Regions from separate parts of the Homo sapiens genome. Here region 2 is linked to region 1. Evidence: read pairs that join two places in POLR2A ChIA-PET (ENCODE). Cell type or tissue: A673. All regions are shown on one strand. Each heading gives the region's core, and the rest is flanking DNA. Links, peaks and the distances in the headings are about the cores only.

Region 1 (5,681 bases), core at 520-5,519:
AGCCCCTGGTAACCACTCTTCAACTCTCTGTGTCTATGAGTTCAATGTTTTTAGATTCCACATATATGTGAGATCATGCGGTATTTGTCTTTTGGTGCCTGGTTTATTTCGCTTAATGTCCTCCAGGTTTATCCATACTGTTGCAAGTGACAGGGTTTTCTTCTTTTTTTTAATGACTAATTAGTATTCTGTTATGTGTATATGCCACATTTTCTTTACCCTTTTATTGTTTGTTTGGTTGTTTTAAGGATAGGGCCTTGGTCTGTCACCCAGGCTGGAGTGCAGTGGCATGATCATAGTTCCTTGCAGCCTCAACCTCCTGGGCTCAAGTGATCCTCTCACCTCAGCCTCCTGAGTAGCTGGAACTACAGGTGTGTGCCACCACGCCTGGCTACACTTATTGTTGATGGACACTTCAATTGATTCTATATCTTAGTTATTGTGAAATTGTTTAGAATCAGAAAGAAGTTTGACAACAGTTTTCCAGAAAGGCAAGATAGCATGAGTGCTATGAGGTGTAATTTCTCTTAGGAAAACTTCTGAATGATCTGATTGGTATTTAGCAAAGATACGCCTTTCTGAGGACTACAGGAAGAAAATGCTTTTTGAAAAATTTTCTCGTAGCTTGCCTTTCTATTTAGCTGTTGAGCGAGAATTCTTAAAGCAGAATAGGAGAGTGAGCTTACTTTTTCAGTCTCTCCACCACCTCCCTTTTATGTTTCTCTCCATGAAACGTTCCTATCAAGAATATCTTTCCCTCCCGTTTGGCATCTCTGAGAACAAAACATCAACTCTGAGTAATTGTGACATGCAAATAGAGCTTTGAACTTGCCACAGATATGGCAAACTGGGAGGAATGTAAGGTATTCCTCAACCCCATGGTCTAAAATGACAACATTCTTTAAAACTCTGCATGAAATTCAATCTAATTCTTCCTTTCTCAGATTACATGATCCTTGGTGTAAAATATTACATTTTTAAGCAGAAGTGCAAAGTTAATCTATCATAGTGCACCTCCAGGTGAGATTTATTACAGATTGCTTTCTAAAAATGGTGTGTTCTTTCTGCAGATGTGGACCATATTCATCCTATTATTATCCGGTTGAAAAATCCATAGCATATGTAATGCCTGAGAAATAAGAGTGGGCAAGCCTACAGAATATGACACTTATGCTAATCTGTGCCCTGCTGTGGAAAAACATACACAAGGATTCCATTACCACATTCATTAGGCTGCAGCACACTCTATCCTGAATAGGGATTACGAACTATAATAGACTGAAAACAGTTGATTGAGCCCACTTAGCCAAATCACTCTGACATTGGCCAAATATGTTGGCACTGAGAAGATCATCAGCTCAGACTTTGCAGCGGTTGATACTAGTTGAAAGTTTGTCCTTCCTCGTGACTGTCACATTCATCAGCTCAGGGCATATGTCATTGGCTTACACAGTGAAAGCTGGAACCAGCAATATATTTACTGCTGGAGTCTGGGATGCTTGTTTGAACTGTGTCACCCAACTCTCCACATGCACCTGTTGTATGGTGCCTCTGACCCTCCCTATCCACACTTCTTTCCTGATTACATTCAGAAAATGAGTTGTGTGGTGATAAAATTGTATAGCCAGAAGAGAAATTAGAATCAGATGGGAAAGGCAGCTCAGTGCTCAGCTTGCCCAAGTCCCCTCTATTTGGTCTTCTGGGTTAGTGGGTACAGTTGTTGCCTATCACCCTGATCTTTCTACAGTGGTGGAAATATTTGCCACTGGTGAGCTAAAAATATTTTAGATATTGTCAGAAATAATAAAGAAAGGAATACAAGTTACTGCTCCGGAGATGTTATGGAATCTGGCTATGCAAGCAAAAGAAAAGCTTAAATTGTATCCGTGTATATCATTAAGAAGATAATAATAAAAACCTTCTGCGTGAAACATGTTTTCAGCCTTAGGTTCTAGGAAACTTTTGTCTAGAGTTTTCTTTTTCAGTTTGAGAGTTTAATGGGAAGTTCTTAAGCGTAGTTGTAACTAACACCTTGATTTATATCACTGGTGTGTTCCTGAAAAGTTACAGATAAATCAAATGTTGTTTTTGTAAACTGAATCTCACATATGCTTCAGGGAGTTTCTTTTGACCAAAGTAACTCTGCAACAAATCCTTACATTTACGTAAAGTGAAAGATATAATTTTATGTTTGAAATGCAAATAACCGCTGAGTTTATCATTCGGTATGTTCCAAGTATACCTTATTGGCTTTTCCAAAAATGGGGTCTCCTGGAATAATGAAACAGGAATGGGAGAATACTTAAAAAGAGAACAGCTGATCTGAAATAATTGCAGCTTTTATTTTTTCTTCCTCTTGAGAAGATGAAAATGTCAGAGAATAGTGAGCCTCATTTTTCTCTGCATGCTTAGGTTGCGTCACATGTTTTAGAAAGCCATAACTAACCTCTTGAGTTTTCCAAACACAAACCCCATCGGTGACGGCTTATGATACCCATAAATCCAAGGGAGGAAATATGGATGGCACCCAAGCACCCAGCACTGCTTGCGGAAAAGGCAGCATCCTCAGCAGAGAAGGGTCATTGCTGAGAAGCTGCAGTGCCTGTGGCAGCCACTCCTTCTGCCACTTGAATCTCTGAAATCTGTCCCCACCTGTGGCCCTAAAAGCTGCTCTCAAACAGAACCAGATGCATGTGGACAGCAGGACAGAAGAGCACCTGGAGAGGCTTTTGGGTTTTTTCTTCCACATGCTGCAACTCTACCACCCCACTTTTTTTGGGGCATCCACTTAGTCAAGTCCCTCCCTGTATCTTCAGCTCCCTAAGATGCCAGGATGTATCAAACAGGTTTAAGGAGGCTCTGTTTTCTTGCCAAAGGAGCATGGCCCTTTACACCACGATTGTAATACAATCTTTCCTCTCTGGGGCTGCGAATGCTACAGTGCAAAACCGTGTTTGAAAACCTCTTTTATCATTCATCGTCTCCAGACTGAAATCATTTTTGACAACCTCCGCAGAAAACAAGCAGCTTTCTGGCTACTGGCGAGTCGATTAAAGGGAAGAAACACATGTTCACTGTCAGATGGAGCCCCCGGAGAAAGCACTGACAACCTTTTAACCCCCTTTCCCAGGGAAAGGGCCCAAATGTTTCTCTGGAACAAAATCACCACATTGTCTTAAGCATCTTTTCATTTAATGCATCTTTTAATTTTTTCCTAAGGTGAGACACTAAAAATAATAATCCTCAGCCCTCCATTTTTATTTTGGATGTTAACAGATTTGTTTTACACCCTCCTAGGGATGACAAGGAAAACAGTATCATTCATGAATGTCTTTTATGAACTAACCCCTCTCTTCATTTTTTTTAAAACTGTCTGACCACAGTTTAAATACCAACACACTGCTGAGTTCACTCATCTCATATAGTGATTCCTCAAAACCAGCCAAGAAGCCACAGGAGTGAAATTTTCTGAACAGTAGGAAAGCCAACTAGCCGGCATTATTAACACGCTGAGTGATAAGACGGGGCCATGGAAACTTTTGTGAATTTCAAAGATCCTGGGTAAAGGATGCCTGTACATTACTTATGCATATGTTATCCAGCAGAGCTATTTCCATAGAACTTAATCAGAAGCAACCAGGCTGGGAGAGGGAAGGTTCTGCACAAAACTGAAAACGAGTGTTAGGTGTGTGGGCTTGCTTCTTTAAAAAAAAAAAAAAAAGTAATAATTGTTTTAAAACGCCAGGCCCATAATCATTACAATTACAAAAATATCTAGCTCTCAGTTCCTTAACCTATAACCTTAGTATTTTTTCCCTCAGTCACACTGGCCCGGGTGGTTTGGTCCATTATGAGAAAACGATCCCTCTCACCCCCACCCTCAAGACTGCATATGTGCTTTTACAGCCAAAAGGCAGGGTTGGAGGTGGAGGAGGCTTTTAGTGCTGCTGCCTGAAAGACTGACTTGGAGAGAGGCTGTGTGCAAACTGCTACGGCATAGAGGGTGTCTCAAGTGAAAGATAGGAGAGAAACAGCATCACTTATGTGAACTGATACACGGGGACCTACCTCTGCCATATTCTACCAGCTCTTCTCTCTCACTCTGTCATACAAATTGCTTTTCAAATAGACTTTTATTAATTAATTTTTATGGAGGTAAAAATTGCATAGAAGAGAATTAACCATTTTGAAGTGAACAATTCAATGACATTCACAATGTTGTGCAACCACCACCTCTGTCTAGTTCCAAAACATTTCCGTCCCCGCCAAAGAGAAGAAAATCTTGTAACCATTAAGCAGTTAATCTCTATTTTTCTCCTCCTGCCCAGCCCATGGCAAACTGCCATTCCTCTTTCTGTTCATGCATGTTTTCCTATTTTGATATTTCATTTTAATGGAATCATACAGTTTGTAACCTTTTATGTCTTTCACCTAACACGTTTTTGAGGTTCATCTACATTGTAGCATATATCAGTACTTCATGCAATTTTATGGCTGAATACTATTCCATTGTATACTTATACCCTAGTTTGTTTATCCAATTATCCCTTGACAGATATTTTGGTTGGCTACTGTGAATAATGTTGCTATGAACATCCTTGGACAAGTATTTGTTTGAGTACCTGTCTTCAGTTTTTTGGGGGAGATACTTAGGAATAGAATTTCTAGGTCACATGGCAATTCTGTGTTTCACTTTTCAAGGAACTGCAAAACTTTTTTGGAGTGACTGAGCCATTGTACATTCCCACCAGTAATGCACAATGTTACCAATTTCTTCATATCCTCACCAACACTTGTTATTTTCTGTTTCTAAAAAATTATTATTATAGCCATCCTAGTGGATGATGAAGCGGTATCTCATCTCACAGTTTTTGATTTGCAGTTCCCTAATGTCTAATGATGTTGAGCATCTTTTTATATGCTTGTTGGTCACTTGTATATCATCTTTGCAGACATGAATATTCAAATCCTTTGCCCATTTCTGTGTTTGGCTATTTGTCTTTTTGCCATTGAGTTGTAAGAGTTCTTTATATATTCTGGATACTAGGATCATCAGATATGTGATTTTAAATATTTTCTTTCATGCTACAGCTTGTGTCTTCACTTTCTGAATCATGTCCTTTGATGCAAAAAAATTTTTAATTCTGATTAAATCCAATTTATTTATTCTGTTCCTACTTTGGAAGTATTGTAGCTAAGAAGCGATTGCCAAATTCAAGATCATGAAGATTTACCTCTGCTTTCTTCTAAGAGTTTGATCATTTTAGCTCTTGTACGTAGGTCTTTGATCCATTTTGAGTGAAAATTTTTTTTTGGTGCAAGGTAGGGGTCGTGCTTTATTCTATTGCATGTAGATACTTAGCTGACCCAGCATTCTGTTGAAAATTCTAATATTTCCCCATGAATGGTTTTGGCACCCTTATTGAAAATCAATTGGCCATAGATGTATAGACTCTCAATTCTGGCCTTATTGTCTCTCCTTATGCCAGAGTACTACACAAAAAAAAAAATCACTCTAGCTTTGTAGTAAGTTTTGAAAACAGGAAGTATGAGCCCTCCAAATTTCTACAAGCTCTCTCAATGTGCCTACCACAATGAGCAATAACTCAGGTGAAGATCTTTCAGTCCTCTTTTTCCTGACAAAGTCTTTGGATCTAAAACCTGAATATATCTCCAAACAT
Region 2 (5,681 bases), core at 167-5,166, 1.8 Mb before region 1:
AGCTGGGACTACAGGTGTGTGCCACCACACCTAACTAATTTTTTTGTACTTTTTATTTTTTTATTTTTTATTTTGGTAGAGATGGGGTTTCACCGTGTTGCCTAGGCTGGTCTCCAACTCCTGGGCTCAAGCAGTCTGCCTACATCGGCCTCCCGTAATACTGGGATTACAGGCGTGAGCCACCAAGCCTGGCTACCTGTTGCTATTCCAATGTTCAGTTCAGATTATCTAATGTATGATGCCCTTCCTGATTTCTACACAAAGTAAAATTTCTTTACATTGCATTTTGGGTTGTTTTTGTTTTTTGTTGTTGTTGTTTAGGGATGGCGTAGCTCTGTCCCAGTCCGGAGTGCAGTGCTACTGTCATAGCTCATCGCAGCCTGGAACTCCTGGGCTCAAACCATCCTCCCGCCTCTCCCTCCCAAAGTGCTGGATCAGGTGTGAGCCACCATTAAAAAGAAAAGGTATTTAAAGGATTTATTCCTTTTTCTTTTCTTTCTTTCTTTTTTTTTTTTGAGACGGAGTCTGGCTCTGTCACCCAAGCTTGAGTGCAGTGGCGTGATCTTGGCTAACTGCAACCTCTGCCTCCCAGGTTCAAGCGATTCTCCTGCCTCAGCCTCCCTAGTAGCTGGAATTACAGGCACATGCTACCACGCCCAACTAATTTTTTTGTATTTTTAGTAGAGATGGGGTTTCACCATGTTGGTCAGGCAGGTCTCAAACTCCTGACCTTAGGTGATCCACCCGCCTTGGGCTCCCAAAGTGCTGGGATTACAGACATGAGCCATTGCACCTGGCCATTTATTCCTTTTTCGAAGAAAAATGGGACATGATTGAAATTTTTTTTTTTTTTTTGAAACAGGGTCTCACTCTTGCCTACGATGGAGTGCAGTGGCAGGATCAGGGCTTAGACCTGTGACTTTTTAAAATAAGAACAGGCCTGGTGCAGTGGCTAACGCCTGCAATTCCAACACTTTGGGAGGCAGTGGGGTGGATTGCTTGAGCCCAGGAGTTCAAGACCAGCCTAGGCAACATGGGGAAACCCCGTCTCTACTTTTTGTATAAAAAAAATACAAAAATTAGCTGGGCATAGTGATGCGAGCCTGTAGTCCCAGCTACTTGGGAGGCTGTGGTGGGAGGATCTCTTGAGCCCAGGAGGTCAAGGATGCTGTGTTCGCACCACTGCACTCCATCCTGGGTGACAGAGAGACCCTGTCTCAAAAAATAATAAAATGAAAATATATGATTTGTATGTATTTCAAAAGTACACTTACTCCATCAAGTGGAATAGAGTAGTTTGTCTTTTGTAGCGACTCTGGGGAATTTCAGCAAATTTTAAAAAGATAATTTTCTTTTGTAGCAAAAATAATATGTGTCCACGATAGAACATTTAGAAAATAGGAAAACGAAGAAAATATCACCCATAATCTCAATGCCAGGAATAACCACTAAGTGTATTTTCACGCCGGGTGTGGTGGCTCACGCCTGTAATCCCAGCACTTTGGGAGGCCGAGGCGGGTGGATCATGAGGTCAGGAGATCGAGATCATCCTGGCTAACACGGTGAAACCCCGTCTCTACTAAAAATACAAAAAATCAGCCGGGCGTGGTGGCGGGCGCCTGTAGTCCCAGCTACTCAGGAGGCTGAGGCAGGAGAATGGCTTCAACCTGGGAGGCAGAGCTTGCAGTGAGCCGAGATCGCGCCACTGCACTCCAGCGTGGGTGACAGAGCAAGACTCCGTCTCAAAAAATAAAAAAAGAAAAAAGAAGTATATTTTCACCTGAATCCTTTGGATATTCTTTTTTTCTACCATGAGTTGTCTGAGAACACACTATTTCAAGGTACTGTGTTTAACAAGGACCGAAGAGATTTAAAAGTTGAGTCCTTTCTCCTAAAGAGCCTACTGTCCAAAAAGAGGGTAAAACTAATACAAAAATACCTTTAAGAACTTACACTGGGCTGGGCGCGGTGCTCACACCTGTAATCCCTGCACTTTGAGAGGCCGAGGCGGGGGGATCACAAGGTCAGGAGAGCAAGACCATCCTGGCCAACATGGTGAAACCCCATCTCTACTAAAAAATACAAAAATTAGCTGGGCGTGGTCAGGTGCGTGCCTGTAAACCCAGCTACTCAGGAGGCTGAGGCACGAGAATCACTTGAACCCGGGAGGCAGAAGTTGCAGTGAGCCGAGATCGCGCCATTGCACTCCAGCCTGAAGACAGAGGAAGACTCTGTCTCCAAAAAAAAAAAAAAAAAAAAAAAACTTCATTGTGTTTGGCTGTTCTGGTGCAATGGAAAAAAATTTTTAAATATAGGTTAAATACTGGTCCAGTAACTCCCACTCCTTACTGTGCATCAGGATCATTTGAGTGCATTTTGTGGCTTGTGTGTGTGTGTTTTAAAACATTTGTGCCTTGGTCCCACCCCTAGAAATTCTGACACAGTAGTACAACTTTGTTGCATCTGGAGTAAGGTTTAGAAATCAGAGTATTTTTAAACTTCCGCAAGGTGATTTTAATGAGTCTCAGAGCTGAGAACCATTGAGCTAGATGGGTCATTTATTAAAATATTAGGAAACAGACTTGATGTATCATCGTAGATCTACCCTTAAGTCATGTGCTCCAAAACTCATGCATCGTTCTTTTTTTTTTTTTTTTTTTTTTAATTTATCACTGACTTGGAGCTCACAAAGCCCGTGCATCTAAGAAGAAAAGATGTAAAGGAAGCATATCAGCATATCAGTCTTTGTTGAAGTCTTCTTTATCTTAGTTCTAAAAGGATAGATAGGGAATGGAGGGCAGGGCCTCCGTGTTCAGTTGAGCAGTTTTTTGCACCACACAAAGGTGTCTGGCTGAGTGCTCAAGTGGGAGCTAAAAGCTCTTTTTCCTTCATCAAGCCTTACATGTGTGAGACTTCATCAGCCTATAAAAGGCAACTTTTTTCTCATTGGCACAAAGATACCATATGGACTAGGGATGGCCCTGAAAAATGGAAACACAGTTGTAGATGTTTATATTAAAAAAAATAGCAATAAGCTAATAAAATTCTGCTTTTTTAGCCCCTGTGCTACCGAATTTACTGCTTGTTAGCATTTGGTTGGCTAGATCTTTTAATGTTAATTAAGTATTGCCAGGATGTGGAGGAGGAAATACTGACAAGCTGTACTAGACCCACCCACATGCAGAACAAAAATAGCTCACACAGGAATTACTGATCTTGAGCTTCTTTAATCATTTTAACTTCTTATAGCAAGAAAGTGAACAGTTAGGTCAATTATGACCATCATTGATGGCCATTTTCAGTATCACATAGCAAAAATTGTTAGTATATATTGATTTTCTTTGTTGAACAATTTTTGCAAGATAGAGCTGCTTTTTTTTTTGCCAGCTAGTTTTCCAGCAAGAAAAATTTTGATTTACCACCAACTTCTTTTCATCTTTTCTTTTCTGTAGATAAACTATCTAATGGGGCAGAGAGGGAACCCGTTTGTGAACTATGAAAAATTAGCTTCACTAGTGTCCTCTTAATTTAGCTATTATTATTATTTCCATGAATGTCTGAGGAAAGAGGAAACATGGCCACTTTTGTAAGTCAGTTTGCCAACAGAGCTCGGCCCTTCTGAGCAAAGTGCAGTCCTCAGTGCACACAAATGATAAGTTTTAATACGTTTAATATGTTCATAATACGTTTAATACGTTGAAGATATACAGTTTGAGTTTAATTTGGTTCTTGCACAGCAGACCACTAATGACCATAAATATCTTTGTGTTTCTTTAAGAAAAGGACAAAGAACATGAGGGAAGCATAATATCATATATTTATATCTTGTAAAGACATGAATGAAGGTAAAAACCAAAGGGCAGAGATCTGAAAGTAGGTTTAATTCATGCCGTTGTGCCATTTACCTCAGCAATCAAGATCGGAACATTTCTTTGATACTTCCAATAACGCTCAGGTTTACAGAATGAGGACTCCAATAATAAAATGTTTATTTAATTGATTTACATATAAGCCTGGAGGCAGCCTAGTTTAGAGGAAAAAGTCTGGATTGTATCTGGCTCTTGGGACCTTAGGCAAGTCACTCAGTCCTCTGAACCTGTTTCGTCATCTTGAAAGTGGTGTTCTGAACACTTAGTTTGCAGTGTTGTATATATTAGAAAAGGGATGGTCTAGACTGGAAGAATATCTAAAATGTATCTGAAATGTAGGTGTTCAATAGATGGTTGCTATTTTCATGATTGCATGTCAATGACACCAGAAACTGAACAGTTTGTCAGAACCCTGGCACATGAAAGTATGGTAGGAGAAAAGAGAGAGCAAAGAAAGTGAACTCCAGCCCTGGTTTGTCTGTCCCTAGTGTTAGGGCTGAGAGATTCATGGATGGTCATTTATACCTTCATTCAACAAATGTTGAATGCCTGCTATGCGTTAAAAAAATTAGGCAAGGCCCTGCTCTCATGGTGCTCACATTCTAGAAAGGGGGACATAATTGCATGAATAAAATAATTTTGTTGATAAGTATAATGGATGATTAAACAGGGTGAGTGACAGTAATTTAGGGGTTTTTCAGATTGGAGGGACAAGGAAGACCTCTTTGGGAATGTGGCATTTGAACTGAAATCTGAATGAAGAGAAGGATAGAGGCATGGTGACCTGGGGAAAAGTAGTCCAAGCAGTGGGAACAGCAAATTCAAATGGCCCAAGTGGAAGAGACCTTGACAAGTATGAAGAACAAAAAGCAAGCTGTCTGGTGTGGCTGGAATTAGTAGAGAAGGCAGGAAACAGGAAATGAAGTCACACACACAAGACCAGATCCCAAAGGACTTTTTGCATTTTGTATACCATAGGCCTTCATGCCACTCTTGTGAGTCTGTGCTTCTCAATGTAGATACATTTTACTTCTTTCCTTTATATTTGTAATAAAGACATACTTTTAGAAGGGATGCAATGACAACTGTGAAAATGTATAGAGCTTATTGTGTAGACTGGTTGTCAGTTTGGTTTCTTTCCTTTGAAGGTAGCAATTCTCAGACATGTGCAGGTGTCAAAGAATCTGCACATTGCAGTGCTGTTTTTGGAACACCATAAAATATTGGAGTAGTCAGTTCTATCTCTGCACAGGGAAGAGATTTTCAGCAGAAAAATCTGACTATATATAGAGATAGATAAATAGATAGAGATTCCGATTTTTACATCACAAGTAACCACACAGTTTTTAAGTCTTCACTTCCAAGGTTTTATTTTTATTTTTATTTTTTTATTTTATTTTATTTTTTGAGACGGAGTCTCTCTCTGTCGCCCAGGCTGGAGTGCGGTGGTGTGATCTTGGCTCACTGCAGCCTCCGCCCTCTGGGTTCAAGCAGTTCTCCTGCCTCAGCCTCCCCAGTAGCTGGAATTACAGGCATCCACCACCACGCCTGGCTAATTTTTGTATTTTTAGTAGAGAGGGGGTTTCACCATTTTGGCCAGGCTGGTCTTGAACTCCTGACCTCAGGTGATCCGCCTGCCTCAGCCTCCCAAAGTGCTGATATTATAGGCGTGAGCCACTGCACACAGTCCAAGTTTTTTTAACTGGTGTTCATTTGCTAGTATTTTCTACCAGGCAAGCTAAGAAAATTATTTTTAAAAAAACTTTAAAATCTGAAAACAACACATGCATCAGCTTTTGTTCTTGGTGAATT

The links. Peaks named below come from ENCODE experiments on the same cell type or tissue, not always from the same donor. Only the 100,000 strongest peaks of a DNase experiment are listed, where the experiment ranks them.
Region 2: POLR2A ChIA-PET joins it to region 1 with 6 read pairs; 2 of 35 experiments call an interaction of 5 or more read pairs at or near these places.

The regions. Positions count from the first base shown.
Region 1 is chr2:66,320,934-66,326,614 of GRCh38, reverse strand. No RefSeq gene overlaps it. Among named protein-coding and RNA genes, the nearest start is that of MIR4778, 35 kb to the left of the region's middle. In A673, for the core only: no CTCF peak of the experiment used is centred there; DNase peaks (open chromatin) are centred at 1,224 and 3,534.
Region 2 is chr2:68,150,328-68,156,008 of GRCh38, reverse strand. All of the region lies in intron 1 of DNAAF10 (dynein axonemal assembly factor 10), which reads left to right. Among named protein-coding and RNA genes, the nearest start is that of DNAAF10, 4.4 kb to the left of the region's middle. In A673, for the core only: no CTCF peak of the experiment used is centred there; no DNase peak of the experiment used is centred there; H3K27ac peaks cover 885 bases.